Regions from separate parts of the Mus musculus genome. Here region 2 is linked to region 1. The links are chromatin loops, found by intact Hi-C in ENCODE. Cell type or tissue: left cerebral cortex. All regions are shown on one strand. Each heading gives the region's core, and the rest is flanking DNA. Links, peaks and the distances in the headings are about the cores only.

What was found. Hi-C counts contacts between places; a loop is a spot of excess contacts. Peaks named below come from ENCODE experiments on the same cell type or tissue, not always from the same donor. Only the 100,000 strongest peaks of a DNase experiment are listed, where the experiment ranks them.
Region 2: a loop joins it to region 1, with 2.0 times the contacts of the local background. A loop is called at or near these places in 9 of 42 quality-filtered maps.

The regions. Positions count from the first base shown.
Region 1 is chr7:19,152,126-19,161,574 of GRCm38, reverse strand. Gipr (gastric inhibitory polypeptide receptor) reads left to right here. Exons shown (of 14, transcript NM_001080815.1): 8 at 821-980; 9 at 1,184-1,244; 10 at 1,545-1,614; 11 at 1,741-1,829; 12 at 1,922-2,060; 13 at 3,888-3,929; 14 at 4,007-4,450. The coding sequence ends at 4,207. It overlaps Snrpd2 (small nuclear ribonucleoprotein D2), which reads right to left. Exons shown (of 3, transcript NM_026943.1): 3 at 8,849-9,099. The coding sequence ends at 8,925. Among named protein-coding and RNA genes, the nearest start is that of Snrpd2, 7.0 kb to the right of the region's middle. In left cerebral cortex, for the core only: CTCF peaks have their summits at 3,282 (motif pointing right), 3,972 (motif pointing left) and 5,554; DNase peaks (open chromatin) are centred at 3,958 and 5,370; H3K4me3 peaks cover 383 bases; H3K27ac peaks cover 604 bases.
Region 2 is chr7:19,205,053-19,214,501 of GRCm38, reverse strand. Eml2 (echinoderm microtubule associated protein like 2) reads right to left here. Exons shown (of 22, transcript NM_001347582.1): 22 at 8,020-8,416. The coding sequence ends at 8,291. It overlaps Gpr4 (G protein-coupled receptor 4), which reads right to left and starts at 1,964. Exons shown (of 2, transcript NM_175668.4): 1 at 1,868-1,964. In left cerebral cortex, for the core only: CTCF peaks have their summits at 1,956, 4,274 (motif pointing right) and 5,365 (motif pointing right); a DNase peak (open chromatin) is centred at 5,361; H3K4me3 peaks cover 1,205 bases; H3K27ac peaks cover 260 bases.

The sequences.
Region 1 (9,449 bases), core at 704-8,703:
GCCTGGTCTACAGAGTGAGTTCCAGGACAGCCAGGGATACACAGCAAAGCAAAACAAAACAAGAACAACCCCTACAAAATATAAGATTTAAAAAAAAAAAGAGGGGCTGGTGAGATGGCTCAGTGGGTAAGAGCACCCGACTGCTCTTCCGAAGGTCAGGAGTTCAAATCCCAGCAACCACATGGTGGCTCACAACCATCCGATCACGAGATCTGACTCCCTCTTCTGGAGTGTCTGAGGACAGCTACAGTGTACTTACATATAATAAATAAATAAATAAATCTAAAAAAAAAAAAAAAAAAAAGAGCTAGTGTGGCAAAGGCTACATAGTGGGATTCTAAGGGTACTTCACTGTGGTAACAGAATAGAAAATGCCAAGGTTGTTAAGGGTGTCAATGTGGAAGAGTCCTCAAGTGAAGGTGGGTAAGTTGAGATAAGATAAGCCATTTACTGGAAACCCAGAGTAAAACAGGGCAAGAGATGGAGATGAGCCCTGTTTGGCCAGGAAGTCCCATAGTCCCAGTTAGGTGGTAAGTTGAGCACAACTGATATATTAAAACCGGCTTGGGCTGCAGAGCAAGTTCAAGGACAGCCTGTACAATTTATTGAGACCCTGACTCAAAGAGAAGAGAAATGGAATGTAACTCAATGGTAGAGCCCCTGCCTAGACTCCCCAGTGAGGGGCTGGGGGCGTGGCTCAGTGGTAGAGCACCTGCCTCACAAGCAGGAAGTCCTGGGTTCAAGACTTACTACCACATACACAAAGGAATACATACAAATAATAAAACAAAGAGACTACCCTTGTCTGATGGCTTCATAGGCCCTAGCTGCCTGCCGCACGGCCCAGATCATGACCCAATATTGTGTGGGAGCCAATTACACCTGGCTACTGGTGGAGGGTGTTTATCTGCACCATCTGCTGGTGATCGTGGGACGCTCAGAAAAGGGCCACTTCCGCTGCTACCTGCTTCTTGGCTGGGGTGAGCCCTGACTCTGTGACCCCCACTCCCCACCCCTCCGCCCAGCCCAGCGCATCTTGGCTCCCACCACCACCCAGCCGATCCGCCTTTCCTCCCCTCCCACTCCCTTGCTGAAGAATTCCGCGGGTCTTGGGCCTGGAAGGGGCTCGTGTGCACACTGACAGCTGCGGCGTGGTGGGGGGCGGGGATCGGGGTCTGCACAGGGGCCCCCGCGCTTTTCGTCATTCCCTGGGTGATCGTCAGGTACCTGCGCGAGAACACACAGTGAGTTGCAGGGTCTGGGGGGCGGGGCCGGGCTGGGGGCGGGGCTACATGGCACAGGAGGCGGGGAAGGGTGGAAAAGAGGTGGTGCGCAGAGGGTGGGCGGGGTATAAAGGAATTATGGGCTGGGAAAGGTGGAGGAGTAGGAGACTTTCTGAAAAGCAGGATGGGATGGGTCTTAAATGAATGTAGGTGGGCTTTAAAGAGGGTGGGCAGGCCCTGGTGAGAGAACGTGCCTGATTAGGGGGTAACTGGAGGTTTGCCGGGGCATTTCGCGTCTCAGTTCTACTTTGCCTCCTCTAGGTGCTGGGAGCGCAACGAAGTCAAAGCCATTTGGTGGATCATTCGCACTCCCATCCTAATAACCATCTTGGTAGGGCCAGTCTCGCCTCCTCCAGGCTGTACTCAGGGATTTCTCATTCTGGGGAAGAGGAGCGCCAACCCCCTGTCCCACCCCAGAAACCGAATGGCTTCTGGCTCAGTCTCTCTCTCCTCACAGATCAATTTCCTCATCTTCATCCGCATCCTTGGCATCCTTGTTTCAAAGCTGAGGACACGGCAGATGCGCTGCCCCGACTACCGACTAAGGTGAGGGCAGGCTCAGGACCCAATGTGGGAAGCAGATGGAGCCGGAATCAGGGGCGAGGACATGCGGGCCACTGACATCCGTCTCTTCCCAGGCTGGCTCGCTCCACGCTGACACTGGTGCCCCTGCTGGGTGTCCACGAGGTGGTGTTTGCGCCTGTGACGGAGGAACAGGTTGAAGGCTCCCTGCGCTTCGCCAAACTGGCCTTTGAAATCTTCCTAAGTTCCTTCCAGGTGCTCAGACTGGGTGCAGGGGCTCCGCCCTCCTACCTTAGACCTTTCTCTCCATTGGTACACAGCGATATCGTCATTCCCCAGAGTAGCCACTATTGACTGGAGTGTACCCAGGGATTTCATTCATTCGTTCATCATGCATGCACAAGGAAAATACCTAACTGAGGCTATCCTGAGCTGTGGGCGTGGGGGTGGGGATAGATGTAGAGGACCACACAGTCTTTCCTAGCATTGCCCCCGGACGAGGAGGAAGGGCTGTGGGGTGGACTGAGTTAGGGCTTAGTTTCTGGTTTCCTTTACCCTCAAGGTACAGATTTTTTCTTTTAAATATTTATTTATTTATTTATTGTATATGAGTACACTGTAGCTATCTTCACACACACCAGAAGAGGATCCCATTACAGATGGTTGTGAGCCACTATATGGTTGCTGGGAATTGAACTCAGGACCTCTGGAAGAGCAGTCTGAGCTCTTAAGCGCTGAGCCATCTCTCTAGCCCAAGGTGCAGAATTGAAGGACGTAGAAAGTTCCAAAACGTGAGGCCAACGCTGATGTGCTTGCCTTCCCTAGTCCCTACCCTGCTGGACCCAACTGAGCCTCAGTCTTCTCCCTAAAGTGGGGATAGCACCAGTCTCCCCGGTGAGACTGTGCATTCGTTAAAGGAAGCAAGAACAGATGGAGCACATATGCACCTAGCAACAGCCAGGAGCCAAATGGTCGGCCCCCTATTCTGTGAGAGACGGAGGGAACACTCTATGTAAACAGCCAGTCACACAACTAGGGGAACGTCCCAGAATGAAGATCCCTGAGGCAAGAGGGTAGCTAGTGTGCTGGAGGGTGGTGAGGGTGCCTGCAACTCCAGAGCAATTGGGGCGAGCGAGAGGCAAGAGCTAAACAACAGGGGCAGAAAAGCGAGAGAGGGGCCAGGACTCCAAGCGCAACTTCAATTTTGTCTTTTTTCCTCTTCTGGAAAGGGAGATGTGTGATCTGAATTCGATATTAATGGGATTGTAGAAGATCCTAGGAATATCTTGATAATAGCCCATGTTCATATCTGACTTCATGAATCAATTTAAGCCAGGTATTGGGGCTCACACCTGTATTCTGTCTCTAGCTCGCTAAGCATGTGCTCCAATACTGAGAAGACCTCAAGCTCCATAATTAATTAATAATTATTATTTTAAAAGATTTATTTATTTAATATAAGTACACTGTCATTGTCTTCAGACACACCAGCAGAGGGCATCAGATCCCATTACAGATGGTTGTGAGCCACCATGTGGTTGCTGAGAATTGAACTCAAGACCTCTGGAAGAGCAGCCAGTGCTCTTAACTCCTGAGGTACCTCTCCAGCCCTAATTATTATTTTTGAGGTTGAGTCTCACCATGCAGTTCTGGTTGGACATAGAAGTCTGTGTGGACAAGGATATACTCCAACTCATAGAGAACTGTCTCCCTCTGCCACCAGAGTGCTGGAATTAAAGGCATGTGCCACCACACACAGCTAAGTACTACGTCGTTTTACACATTAATTCTGCACCTCTTCCAACCACCGCCTTCATTTTTCCAGGCGAGGAAAGGGAGGCACAGAGTGGTTTGACTGCTTGCCTCAAATGTGGAAAGCAGGGAATAGCGTTCTACACTCAGGACGTTCAACTTCCAACACTTGTTCTCGGCCTTTGGGGGTCCGAGGAGCATTACAGAGAGTTGGTAGCCAGTGAGCAGGTGCCCTCAGTACCTAGGACTAGGCCTGTAACAGCCACAGTACTTTGAGGCTGGAAACAATGAGTCCACAGCAGCGATCTGATCTCGCTCCTCCTCTGACAGGGTTTCCTGGTGAGCGTGCTCTACTGCTTCATCAACAAAGAGGTAGGAGAGGCTGGCCCGCCCGTGCCCCCTGGCGGCCACCCTGGGAACAGCGTCACCCTGAGCGCCCGGCGTTGCAGGTGCAGTCGGAGATCCGCCAGGGTTGGCGCCACCGCCGCCTGCGTCTCAGTCTTCAAGAGCAGCGTCCACGTCCGCACCAGGAACTCGCCCCCCGGGCTGTGCCTTTGAGCTCTGCGTGCCGAGAAGCTGCCGTTGGCAACGCCTTGCCCTCTGGGATGCTGCATGTGCCTGGGGATGAGGTCTTGGAAAGTTACTGCTAGGTAAAGGGACCCCCGTGTCTGTACAGTTAGCATGTATTCAGAGCCTACTGTGTACCAGCCCCAAGTGGAGCAATGCTGGGGAAATGGAGGCGAAGGAACCGGAAAACAAGGTCCCCACGTGTATATATTTGTGGAGGAATCGTTTATGAAAAGAATTGAGGTGTCTAGGACAATCAACTGGAAGGCAATTGGGATAGACATGATGCTTAGGTCATGGGTCATGTTTGAAAGAAGTGACTGGAGACCTCTTGAAGAGTTGGAGGACAAGATTGCTGGCAGATGGAACAGCATTCAAAAAGGTCTTGGGAACAGGAAGAATGGAGAAAGGCTTCCGTGGCTCCACTGGAAAAAGCGAGGGCCTCCAGATGGGAAGAAGTGGGCAGGGGGTGCAGAAACTGGAATTTCATCCCAGGCTCACTGAAGATTTGATTATTTTTACTTTACGTGTACGATTGTTTTGTCTGTGTGTACGGATGTACACCGCAGGCATGCAGCCCCTGCATATGCTTGAAGGGCAGAAGACCCCTGGGACTGGATGGTTGTCAGCCTCCATGTAGGTTAACAGAACTCCATCTCTCCAGCCCTCCACCCCCAAGATTCTTAGCAGCAGTGTCTCCTGGGCTGTTTTCCATGGTTCTCTGTTCGTTATTAGGGGCAGTGAGTTGGGAGCCCAGTGAGAGGAATGTAGGTGGCTGGACCAGAACGGAGGCCACAGAGAGGTGGGAAGGATTTGTTGAGGGATCCCAGGATCAAAGGAGACTGCCATGACCAAAGGAGAGAGGTTCAAAGGCTCTGGGGTGGGAGGCTCTTTGCCTGTGTTAGGCTGTGGGAGAAGCCGAGCAGCAGGACACAGAGCTATATGAGTGAGAGCTGGCAGCCAAGCAAGAGGGCCTGGGGTCAGTGAGGTAGACAGATCCTTCCGCCTCCCAGACACACCCACCCCCACCCCACAGCCATTCACACCACACCCCTCCTTTATTAGTAGCGGCTGCTGGATTTTTCCCCAAGGTTCCCAGAAAGATGTGTCTCATAGCTGACTCACACTCCACGATTTAAGACTTTGGCTTCTGGTGGAGTGGAGACTGTAGTAAATCAAGCTTCTTTACGGAGTGGGAGGAGGCCAGGCTAGAAAGGGAGATGACTAGGGTGTGTGTGAGGTCGTCTGCTGTAGATGAGTGAGGCTCAACTGGAGCAATGTGTTGGCGCAAAAACCCCACGAACACCACACTGCTACTGTACCCTGCCCTGAGCTAATCTCTATTGAAATCTAAGACATATGTACAATTAAAGTCGTGCATGTGAGCATGCTGCTTGTTTGGAAGGCAACACAGAAATATCAGACCCAGACAAGGGGTGGCGCTGTAACCCCAGCATCTGGGAGGCTTAGCTGAAAGAACACAGGTTGGCTATCTGAACCTCGGAGATCGTCTCAAACAGCAAAAGCAGCGGGAACCAGCCTTGCTCAGTTCTTAATTGGGCTACTGCATTAGCTGTCACTAAACTCCGTCTGAGGACCTCCACTTTGGCTTTTATCTCTGGAAAGGATTATCTGAAGGCAATCAAAGGCGGAGGCTGAACTGTTGCATGTTCAAAACCAGCCTTATTTACTTGCCTAGTCTCAGACCAGTTAGAGCTAGCCTTTTCCCCAATCCCATCATCCAAGAAGCTGAGGCAGAAGTGTTGCTCCAATCTGAGGCCAGCCTAGGCTATATAACAAGACCCTGTCAAAACAGAAAGGGCCAGGGGAGATGGCTCACTCAGTGGGCAAAGTGCTGGCCACAACAGTCTTGGGACCAGAACTCTGGCCCATAGTGCCCACATACGGGGAAGAGTGAAGATTTCCCATGTGACCCCAGGTCTCCATAACATACAAATGTGTGCACATGTACCCATTTACATGTGAACACACATATGCACACATACAAACTACCCCTGTCACATGCAATTAAGAAAAAAAAAAAAGGTAGATAAAAGCACCGTTTGGACAGCCAGGTATCCTGGACTGTAACCCTGACATTCAGAGAGGCAAGCGAAGTTTCCATGTCTGGTGAGGAGTGTTCAGGGTGACAGACAGGGCAGGAACTACAGCTTTGAGCCTGTGACCTGAAGACTCAGTCCAGTCCTGCTCCTGGGTGAAATAAGTGGGCTTCACTGGACTGACATTGCCCACCAGCTTGGCTGCAAAGCTTACAATTTTACTTTTATTATTTACTTGGGCTTTTTGAGACAGGGTGTCTCAGTGTAGTCCTGGCCATCCAGAATACATAGCTCTAAAGGCCCAGCAGCCACACTGGCACTCTGTAGGTCACCACACGGAGTGGCCGGCTGTCTTCCTCCATGGCAGTCGCCAACTTCCCTGGCAAGAGACCAACTCCCTTTCTTTTCCTTCCCAGAATGCAGAGGGAGGTTGCAGGTTTTGTGAGCCAGGAGGCTCCGATCCTAGGTTCTCAGTGCAAACTGACGAAGCCCAGTGGGGAGCAGAGGCCTCCCTGCCTGGCCCTGCTTCTCCTCAGCACTCGAGAGCCTCAGGAGCAGGGGAGGGCAGGTGCCCAACTTTACCGGCTTGGCATCGTGGGAGACCATTAAGTGGGAGGAGATGGAGGGGGCGCCCAGACCCCAGCCTGTACTTTTCCAAATGTATTTTCAATGGAGTCTTTTCTTTTTGAAAGGAACTCACTATGCCTGGCTCACCAGGAATTTACCATGTAGACCCAGGCTAGCCTTGAACTTGCAGCCAATTCTGCCTCAGCCTCTTAAGCTGTAGGGATGGATCACGGGTACACTCATGTTTGCTTTCATTTTACTTGTTTTTTTTGTTTTGTTTTTGTTTTTGGAGTCAGGGTTTCTCTGTGTAGCCCTGGCTGTCCTGGAACTCACTCTGTAGACCAGCCTGGCCTCGAACTCAGAAATCCACCTGCCTCTGCCTCCTGAGTGCTGGGATTTTACTTGTTTTTGAGGCGGGGTTTCTCTGTGTGGCTCTGGCTGTACTGGAACTTGCTCTGTAGATCAGACTGGCCTCACAAAGATTTCCCTGCCTCTGACCAGGCTATCCTGGAACTCAGAAATCTGCCTATCTGCCTGCTTCTGCCTCCTAAGTGCTAGGATTAAAGGCATATGCCACCACTGTCTGGCCTGTTTTTGTATCTAATTTTAATCCATGTGTATTTGTGTGCAGGTGCCCAAGGAAGGTAGAATGTTGGATCCCTCAGGTTCTGTTACAGGTGGTTTGGAGTTGCCACATATGGGTGCTAGGCATTAAACTTGGTAGCCACTGAGCCATTTCACCAGCCCTGGCTGCCTATCAGGATGTAGCTTCATTATCTCTTACATGGGTGACTTTGGGACATGTCAATGCTTTTCCTGAATCTCAGTGGTTTCAACTGAATGAGCTTAGGATAGCTGTGGTGACGTAGGTCTGTTATCCTAGTTGCTTGGAAGATTATGGCTGGGGGATTACAAGCTCAAGGCCAGCCTGGGAAACTTCCTAAGAAGTTTCCTGTCTTAATGGAAGGACTGGGGAGATGGTTCAGTGGTTAGAAGCATTTGCGATATAAGCATGAGACCCTCAATTAGAATCTGTAGCATGGGGTGGAGACAGAATTGCTGGAGTTTGCTGGGCATCAGCCTGGTTCTGTTCAATGAGAGACTCTGTCTCAAGGGAATTAAGGGCAGTGTTAGAGGACACCTAATATTGTACTTGGGCACATATATATATATGTAAGTGAATGGAGGGCTGGGGATTTAGCTCATGGGGGAGAGCTTGCTAAGCATATGAGACCCTAGGTCCAATTCTCAGGACCACAAAAGAACAAAAGAGAGAGCTCTAAAGTACACAACAAAGCTGTTCTTTCTGGCAGCAGCTCAGGGAACACATGCAAGTTTTCTTGGCTGCAGGCTTCGAAGTTCTGTACAGGGACGCACAGGATAACGTTAGCTGTGACTTCCACAGTTCAGGAGGACAGCTAGGCTGAATGGTGGTAGCTCATACCTTTAATCCCAGGACTCATGAGGCAGAAGCAGGGGGAATCTGAGTTTGAGGACAGCCTGGTCTACAAAGTGAGTTCCAAGACTGCCAGGACTATAGAGAGAAATTCTGTCTTGAAAAGAAAAAAGAAAGAGGACAGCTAAAGGGCCAGAGAGATGGCTTAACAGTTAAGAGCACTTGTTGCTCTTGTAGAAGACCCAGGTTTTTTTCCCAGCACCCACATGGCTGCCTCACCACCACATGTAACTACCTCTAGGGGCATCCAACTCTCCTTTTCTGGCTCCTATGGGTACCAAGAACAGACACATCCAGGCAAAACACCCATACATGTTTTATATACATGTAAAGAGGGCAGAGACTCCTGACCTCCAGCCCATGATCGCCTGGGAGGACACAGACAGAGATACCAGATAGACAGAGTTGTGGGTAGAGCAGAAGGCCCTGGGTCCTCCACGAGCCTCTTAAATAGGCTTCCCTTTCCCACTTGCACATTGTCAGAGAATCCCTCTGTCCACAATACACAAAAGTCCAATTAAACTGTCTCCTTTGCAGACAGGGCTGTTATATACCGCAGCACCCACAGGCCCTGTCCTAGTGCTCAGCCCAACACACTCTTTTAAGACCCAAGAGCAGAGAAGACCACTGGAAAACATAAAAACCAAAAAGCACAGGGTTTTATTTCTCGCCCACTGGGCAGGGTTCTGCAGGCCTTCGCAGGGCAGGGAGCAGGCTCTACTTGCCAGCGATGAGTGGGTTCCGCAGCACCACGATGACCGAGTCCCCGCGCAGGAACATCTTGGAGATGTAGCGGTCCTTGTTGACAGGCTTGGATTTCTTCTTGCCCTTGCCGCTCTTGGGAACCTCAGTCCACATCTCCTTCACATTTTCCAGCACCATGTTGCAGTGCCTGATGGGGTAGGGGTGGGGGGGGAAGCTGGAGTAAGGGGGGGCATTCCGAGTGCCCACCTTTGCCTGGCACTGTGTGAACTCTCCAGCAGCAGGCATAAGGAAAGCCCAGGCTCCACAGTGGGGATGGGCAGGCTGCAAAGTGATTTCACTTTATAGTGTCCCTTCTGTGCCTCAGTTTCCCCCTTCATGAAATGGAGACAGTCTATTTCATAGGGCTGGTGTGAAGATTGGATGAATAAAGAACTCAGGACCCAGCAGAGTAAAGCCCACCAAAATGGCCCTGGCTCTGGCGTTAACTCTAACTCTGAGAGAAACAGCAGGAGAGAAGCACTTGCTCCCTCCAGAGGG
Region 2 (9,449 bases), core at 439-8,438, 53 kb before region 1:
AGGCAAGAGTCCTAAGCCCTGAGGCTGGCGGTAACTTACTTCTGCTCTAAGTCCTCAGTTTCCCTGTGTGTAAAATGGAAGGGGCGTGGCCTGTGTGGTTCCCACAGGTGTTTTGTAGCACACAGCTGTGGGTAGCATAAACTTTCAAGATATCAGCACGCATATGCACAGATTAAAGGGCCAGAACATCAAAAGGGCCTTGGTTCTCTGTGCTTGTCAGGGTTTCAGCATTCCAGGTCCTATCTATCATTCAAAGACAGAAATTGGCCCAGGCTGGCCTTAGACTAAGATTCTCCTGCCTCAGCCTGAGCTACAGGCCTGTGCCACTACAAGAGTCTTTTGAGACAGCGTGTCATGTAGCCCAGGCTGGCCTGCAACTCCTAACCCTCCTGCCTCTCACCTTCCTAGTGCTGGGATAACAGTCAGGTACCGGCATGCCAGCCTCCAGGGCTCCCAGGTGGTCTGCGTTGGGAACCCTTGCCCATCTGACTCAGTAGCCATTCCTAGGAGAACCCCAAACCCCAAGTTGATCAAGTTCAACCTTAGAGACATGCTGGGAAGCCCTTTTGGTAGATTTCAGGGGGTGTAGCTAGTCGGAGGGTCTAGAAGGAGCGCCAAGGTGTTCCCCATCATTTACACTAGTGTCCCCAGTACGAATCCAGCTTGAGACACACACCACCACCACCACCACCACCACCACCACCACCACCACCACCACCAAAGCTTTGGGAATTCTGGAGCTTTGTCTTAGCCCGGTTGAGAAATGCTGCCCAGGAGTTCAGTTCCAGGGAAGGGGAGTAAGACAAAGCAGGAAGGAGTTAACAGAGACCCAGCCAAAATTCTGGAAGGGAGGAAGGAAGTCCATTCCCCCCCACCCCCACCCCCAGCCAGGAATTCCTGAGACAGGAGGGTGGGGTAGGTGTGACCTCAGAAGCCATGGGTGACTACAAAGTAGGTACTAGAGTCATGGTGTCACTCAGAGTCCATTTGCTCTGGATTGCAATCCCACTGTCCCCTACCCCAATCCTAAGCAGCCCCACAACCTTGAGGAAAAGGTTCCAGGATGTCTCAGGACGTAGGGAGAGTGATGGGGGCAGAGGCACTAAGAGCCAGAGAACCAGAAAAGAGAGGGTGGGAAGAGACACACTGAGATGGATATACAAAGTTGGGGTTTGTTTGAGTTGGGGACATACAAAGAAAAAAAGGAGGGGGTCTCACATAAACAAGGGAATGGAGGCCAAGGATGAGGTAGAAGGGATCCAGAGGCAGATGGGAAGAGCAGGTAGGGGACCCCAAAAGATAAAGAAATAGAGTCCATTGGGTTTGTTGCTGAAGAACACCTACAACATTTAAGGGGCTGAGGCAGGAGGATGGCCAGCCAGTTTAAGGTAAACCTGAACTGTACAGACAGAATCTGTCTATAAAACGCCAGAGGGTGGAGAGTCGGGTGTGGTGACATATACATGTAATCCCGGTATACTCTAGGAAACTGAGGCAGGAGGATTGCCGTGAATGTTAGGTCAATGTGGGCATGAGAGTGAGTTCAAAGATAGTTTATGGTATGCAGTGAGATCGAGTGTGTGTGTGTGTGTGTGTGTGTGTGTGTGTGTGCGCGCGCGCCCGCGAGACAGACAGAGAGAGAGAGAGAGAGAGAGAGAGAGAGAGAGAGAGAGAGAGAGAAATGAGAGAGACCCGGAGGCAGGGGATCTTAGGGACCCCAGGCTCAGGAGGGAGAAGCAGAAAAGATGAGTTCTCCAGAGCCGAGTGGCGGAGAGGGGTCGCTGCGGGGAGACTGAGGCAGCGGAGCGGCCACCCAGAGTCTTGGACCTGAGAAGGGGTAGAATGGGAACGGAGGGATAGCACCCACCTGCTCCGCGGCTGGGCTGGGCGACCGGCGTCTCTGACTTGGTCCCGACTCTGCACAGCACAGGGACCCGGCGGGCGCCCCCGCGGGGCAGGACAGCAGCGACAACCCCTGGCCCGGGGCTGGAGTCGGAACCCAGGCCCCGCCCCAGCCAGGCCCGCCCCCATTAACCCCTCCTCTGCCGCTCCCCTGCACCCCACCGCGTCCTCCCCCCCCACCTCAGGAACTCAAGCCTGGAAATCTCACCTGCTGCTTCAGGGGTACAATCCATTAACTCCTTCCTTACCCTCTCTCCAATTCCACACTTCGAATTTAAGCCTTCTTCTGGGAAAGGTAGCTTAGCTTGGGACCTTCCTTCCTGTTGCTTCCTTCTTTGAAGAGCCCCCTCCCTGCAGGCCTCTGTTAATAACCTTCTCCATATCCCTCTATCCCTCTAAGGGACCCAGAACAAAGGGGTTTGTCTCAGCAGACAGGCGATTGCTACTGATGCTGAACTCAATCCCCAGGACCCACACGATGGAAGGAGAGAATGGGATTGTGCAAGTTGTCCTCTGACCTCTGCATTGTCCGGTGCCATACACCTCAGATAGATAAATGTAAAGGAAAACATGTTACATGGTGGCCTCTTAAGTATCCACCTCAAGTCGAAGGAGCCTTGGGGGTCAGAGTTTAGGCCTTGCCTCTGTTTCTTCCACAGTCAAAGTAGTCAGACACAGTCCTTTTCTCAACCTGTCTCTTGTCACTTCACAGAGAGCATAATGTAAAATCTATTTTAAAAAAGTCTCGTTCTGGGGTACCTGTGCATGCCTGCACTCTCTCAGCACTTGAGAGGCTGGGACAGGAGGATAGCTGAGAGTTTTGAGGGCAAAGTGGGCTAATGAAGTTCTATCTTTAAAACGTTTCGACTTGGCTGTCCAGGACACCCTAGTCTGCCCTCTAAAAGTCTGATGTACCCATAGATCACTTCAACACCTCACTTTGCCAGGACTGTACGTTTCTATCCTTTCCTGATCATCAGCCTCCCTGCTGGCGGGAGGGCCATTCTTGAGTTCAGGTTGATTACTCTTGTGTGTCTGTTGCCTGGAAGTGAAATTCCCATTGTTTTCAGGAAGTGTGCAAAGGTTCCAAAGAGCCGCATTGCCCTCTTTTTATCTCGGTCGGTCACTTCCTGCACAAATTAGTCCTGAGAGGTCATTTATAGACTCAGGGACTTCTGATCCAACAGGAATACAGCCCTCCAAAAACAACAGCAGTGATGGTGTTTACAATTCTAGTTTACATAGTTATTTTATCTTGGCTGAGAAGATAGAACCTATGGCCTTACACACACTAGGCAAGAGCCACACCCCAGCCCTCACTGGGGAATTCTAGGCAGGGGCTCTCTCACTGAGCCACACCCCAGTGCCTCACTGGGGGATTCTAGGCAGGGACTCTACCACTGAGCCACACCCCAGCCCTCACTGGGGGATTCTAGGAAGGGCTCTGTTATTGAGTATACCACTCAGTATTGTGTTGGTTGTTTCAGACAAGATTTTATTATGTAACCCTGGCTGATTAGAGATTCAGAGAGGTCCACTTTATTCTGTCTCCTTAGTGCTTGGTTCACCATACCCAATTCTTTCTTTGTTAGTGTGTGTATAGTAACATCAGGTGCCCTTGTGTGAACATGTACACATATGTCTGTGAGGATTTGTGTGTGCATGTATGTGTGTGTATGTGCACATAGAAGCCCTTTTAGGTAGTTCCTCTTAGATTTTTTGTCTAAGATTTTGGTTTAGTTTTGGTTTCTCTATGTAGCCCTGGCTGTCTTGGAACTCACTCTAAGAACAGGCTGACCTTGAACTCAGAAATCTGTCCCCTTCTGCCTTCCAAAGGCTGGAATTAAAGGTATGTGCCAACTCATCTAATTAAAATCCTTGTTTGGGGGCTGGAAAGGTGGCTCAGCAGTTAAGAGCACTGACTAAGTCCTGAGTTCAGTTCCCAGCAACCACATGGTGGCTCACAACCATCTGTAGTGGGATCTGATGCCCTCTTCTGGTGTGTCTGAAGACAGCTATAGTATACTCATATGCATAAAATAAATAAATAAATAAATAAATAAGTTTTAAAAAAAAATCCTTGTTTATCATTACTCTGTGTAGGGACATGGGGGAGCTGGGTGAGTATCTTGACACTCATATGGGGTGAGTGTCTTGGCACTCATGTGGGATGAGTGTCTTGGCACACATGTGGAGCCTTGTGGGGCTGGTTCTCTCCTTCCACCTTCATGTGGGTTTAAGGGGCCAAACTTAGGTTGTCCGTCCGGCTTGATAGCAAATGGTTTTACCCTCTAACTCAGCTCAACAACTACAACATGCCACACTATTTACAAATGTATATGTTTGTTCACATGTATGTCTGTGCACTCTGTGCCTGCAGTACCTGTAGGAGCCAGAAGAGGGAGTCGAGTCCCCTGGAACTGGAGCTACAGATGCTTGTGAGCTGCTATGTGGGTACTGGGAATGGAACCTGGGTCCATTGGAAGGGCAGTCAGCGTTCTTAACAGCTGAGCCATCTCTCCAGCCCCACATCCATGTCCTCATGCTTGGATGGCAAGCACTTTCCTGATAGCCGTCATCAGCCATCTTGTCAGTACCCCGTTCTTTCTTTTAACATCGCAGATTAGTTTCCACCCGGTCTACAGCTTCACACTAATCCAACGACTTAGAAGGAAAAGGGAGCTGTTGTAGCACCGCTGTGTGGCCTTGGGTAGGTGACCTCACCTCTCTGAACCAGTGAATTCTCTTCTTCCAGGGAACTTAATAGGCATAGGAAATGAGCTGGTTAACCACAAAGCAGGGACACTCACAGCATCAGAGAGTTAAAGGGCAGAGCCAAGGCAAGTGTCATGGCAACCTTACATGTAAATCCCAAGAGATGAGACATGGTTTTACCCAGCCCAGGAGGGCCTTGAACTTCACAAGCAGCTGAGGTTGACCTTGAACTCCTGATCCTCCCACCTCCATTTCAGATTGTTCGAGTTACAAGTGTGAGCCGCCACGGCCTGGTTCTGAAAAGCAAGTCAGAGTGCCCAGTGGCTTGGGTGGGGGTGGGATCGCCCTCTCCTCTAGCTAACCCTAAGTTGCCTCAATGTATTCCAAGTCATGGCAGGCAAAACACAGCTCCTCTCTGAGGATCACTGGGAAACATTCACAAAGGCTGGCGCTGACGGTTTTCAGAAGGACAGAGAGACCCTGGAGAGGACCTGCAGCTATGAGACCATCACCACCCAAGCCTTCAGGGTGCAAACACAGACCGAGGAACGAAAACTCCTTCTCATCCCCTACTCTCAGACTGGAGGGGACGGGAACTCTGGTTGGGTGCAGGCTATGCACAAGGCAGTTTCTCACGACCCAGCTCAGGGACACTGAGGGGACACTGAGGGGTGGATGGAGAATCACCAGCAATTTTTCCAACTGGCCTTTCAAGGGATAATTTTCCATGCAGATCCAAAGATGACCACAAGGGGACGGCAAAACATTAAGAGCTAACAAGCATTTGTTTCTCTATCTATAGTCTGGGTCACCTTCCCAGAACTTGGATTGTTGGAATCCATTGGGGGGCTGGGGGGAAAGAAGGCTTGACCCAAGAATGTCAGAAAACAGGCCTTTAAAAGCCTAGGGAGACTTTGTCTCAACAAAACAAAACAATAACAATAAGAAACAACTTAGAGATGTCTTGGAATGGTGGCGCACAACTGTGATCCCAGAACTCAGATGGCGGAAGCAGGAGGCTCAGGTTCAACCCCCAGCCACACTGGGATTGGCATACTGTACCCAGCTCGGCTCTTTACACGGGTGCAGGGGATCTGAACTCAGGACGTCATACTTGTATGGTGTTGCTGACTCCTTCCTGGGAGAAGACCTAGGCACAGTCTAGCCCTCCTCCCAAGAGCCCAAGACAAACCGAGGCACACGCTACTCAAGTGCGCACGGGGAAGCAATGAGGGTTTCCAACCTCTGAGGGGTCTTCCCTAGCCAGCACAGGTGAGGGATCCCCGGCGGGGATATGAGTGCTCCTCCCAACAGGCTACACCAGAAAGGCCTTTACCCAGAGGGGATGATGACAGCTCATATATGCATAGATGGAGCCCCACCCCACCCCTCTGTGCAACCACTTGCAGCTTGGACATCATTGCACACCACAGTGGCTAGGAAGTGGCTGAATACTTAGGGTCTTGTGTCCCAAGGGGGTGTAAACAGTTTTAAAGCCCAGCACAGCGGGATGGAGAGGTGGCTCAGCGGTTAAGAGCACTGACTGCTCTTCCAGAGGTCATGAGTTCAATTCCCAGCAACCACATGGTGGCTCACAACCATCTGGAGTGGAGTCCAATGCCCTCTTCTAATGTGCCTGAAGAGAGTGACAGTGTATTCATATACATAATTTTTTAAAAAAATTAAAAGTTTAAAAGCCCAGCTGGGATGTTTCTTTTGCAAGGGAACACAGGTGAAGTCCGTAAGATGGCAGGCACTTGTCTCAGAGGACAGTCACTACTGCAGCAAGCACTTTACAGACTGCACCCTTTGCACAAGCCCTTTGAGGAAGTTGAATTCAGTAGTCTTTGGATAAGACACACTCAGCTATTCAAACACACTCTAATTGCCACTCAATAAACAGTGCCCAAGTTCCTGCCTCTGACTGAACTGGGCAAGGAGACAGCTAGGAGACAGCATGGAAGTGACCAAGAATCCTGGCTCTTCCTACCCATGGTCCAGAGAAAGTGAGAGACACAGATCTGTCCCCAACAGGCAACACCCAGAGTTGTCGAGGCCTGTGACAGGGGCCAGGAGATAGCTGGAGCCACAAGAGGCTTTATTTGATTTTATTGGAAGGAGATAACACGCATCAGAACTTCCACCTGGAATGGCTCCTTCACCCTTCTGTGTTAAGGTCTTTCTGTTGCCCCTTCCATGATACCACTTTGGTCTCAGCATCTTCTGAGGCAGGTCTGCCCTTTCCATGAGGTAGTGTTGAGGTTGTCTTGGTTTTCACTGTACCCACAACCATGCACACACATTCACACACACACTTACACACACATGTATACTCACACATATTCATGCACACATACACACTTGTGCACACACACACACACGTGCACAGGCATACACATATACACAGGCATACACACATGAACACATATGCACACATGCACATACACACATATACACTCATACATGAACACTCATATACACACACATACACACATGCATGCCACATAGGAATGCTGCTTACAAAATTTGTTTGCTTGTTTGAGTAGTGGAAGGAACATTTGTATCCTGGCCAGACATTGATAGGACAATGCCTTCAGGCCAGTAGGTTGGAAGTTTGGTGGCTTCCTTTCTTTAGTGTGTTTGTGTGTGTGTGTGTGTGTGTGTGTGTGTGTAACATTGTAGACTCATTCAATCCTCCTTTGCACGGGTCCTCAAGCCACAGGCTTGCCCTGCAAGGCATCGTTAGCTACCGAGCTGCCTCACAAACCCTCTCCAACTTATGTTTTTAACTACATTTACTTGCCAGACATGGCTGTGCACACCTTTAATCCCAGCACTCAGGAGGCAGAGGGAGGTGAATCTTAGAATTTGAGGCCAGCCTAGAACATAGAGTTCTAGGACAGCGAGGGCTACACAGAGACCTTGTCTCAAAAACCAAAACCAAACAAACAACAAAACAAAAGAAAGTAAGGGAGACTGTCTTAAAGACCAAAGTAGATGGGGCTGGAAGGACGGCTCTGGGGTTCAGAGCACTTACTGCTCCAGCAGAGAACTCAGTTCTGTTCCCAGCATTTACCTTGAGCAGCTCACAACTGCTTACAACTCTAAATCCAAGAGACCTAGAGCCCTCTTCTGGCTTTCAAGGGCAGCTGAACACATGTGTAGTCATAGTCATAGATACACACACTACTACATAATGTATTTTTTAAAATTACAATAAAATCAATTAAATGTTACTGTAAATTGAAATCTCTTTTAAAAAAAATATAGCAGAGAGCAATTGAGGAAGACACCTGATTTTGATCTCTGGCCTCCATAACACACACACAAACACACACACACACACACACACACACACACACACACACACACACCCCAAATAAATAGACCAGACTCCAGACATCTCAGTGCATAAGTCTGTATTTCTGAATGATATAAAAGAATAAACTTAAAAAAAAATACCCCAAACCAAACACCAATGGCTCCCACAAGGCATGGTGGCCCATTCGTCCCACCCCGATAAATAGAGACCTCTGTCTGCTCCCGCCCGCCCCATAACCCCCTCTTCTATAGACATACTCTGGGTATATATTACTGTACTCCGCAATAGACATCTCCCAAAAATAGATCTCAACCCTGCCACAGGACGCTACCCTGGCCCCACACCCCTGCTTCAGGCCACCCGCCACTGCAGCACGCTCGTGTCTTTGCCCCCAGTGGTTAGGGCCATGCTGTCATCCCACAAGAAGGCCACATTAGTCACATGGCTGCTGTGTCCACCGTATTTGTGGCTGAGGGCCTGTTAGAAGCGAAGAAGAGGGAAAAAGAGGTCAGAAGAAAAAAACACTACCTGGAGACTACTGCTGTTTTCTTCTTTAGTGCCACACATAAACATGTGTGTGCACGTGTGAGTGTATGTGTGTGTATGTGTTTGTGCGTGTGTGCATGTGTGTGTGCGAATGTGTTACAGGTTTTTACTGTATAGTCCAGGTTGTCCTAAAGCTCATAAAGCCCTTGCTTCATTTTGATTTAATTTATTTGTTTGTTTATTTATGGTTTTGGTTTTTGGAGACAGGGTCTCCCTATGCAGCATTGGCTGGGTATCCTAGAACTTCCTTTGTATAGCAGGCTGGCTTTGAACTTAAAAAGATCTGCCTGCCTCTGCTTCCAGAGCTGAGATTGAAGGTATGCACCACTACTTGATTTAATTTTTAATTACATGTATATATGTGTGTCAGAGTATAGGTTTGTACAGTTGCCCATGGAGGCCAGAAGAATGTGTTGGATCTCCTGGAGCTGAATATAAGTCAGCCCCGTGATGTGGATGCTGGGACTTGAACTCAGGTCCTCTAGATGAACAGTGCATTCTCTTAACTGCTGAGCCATCTCTCCAGACACCCCTCCCTTCTTGTGTAGGCGTATGTGTACATGGATGTGCAAGTACCACAGAGCAAATGTGGAGGTCAGAAGATAACTCATAAGGGTTGGTTCTCTCCCTCCCTCTGCTATGAAGATCTTGAGGATTGAATTTCAGCCATTAGGTTTGGCAGTGAGCACATTTACCTGCTGAAGATATGGCGCAGTGGTAGAGCCCCTGCCTAGAATCCCCAAGTGAGGGGCTGGGGGCGTGGCTCAGTGGTAGAGCCCCTGCCTACAATCCCCAAGTGAGGGGCTGGGGGCGTGGCTCAGTGGTAGAGCCCCTGCCTAGAATCCCCCAGTGAGGGGCTGGGGGCGTGGCTCAGTGGTAGAGCCCCTGCCTAGAATCCCCCAGTGAGGGGCTGGGGGTGTGGCTCAGGGATTTGCCTAGTGCGCAAAGACTCTATTCCGTCTTC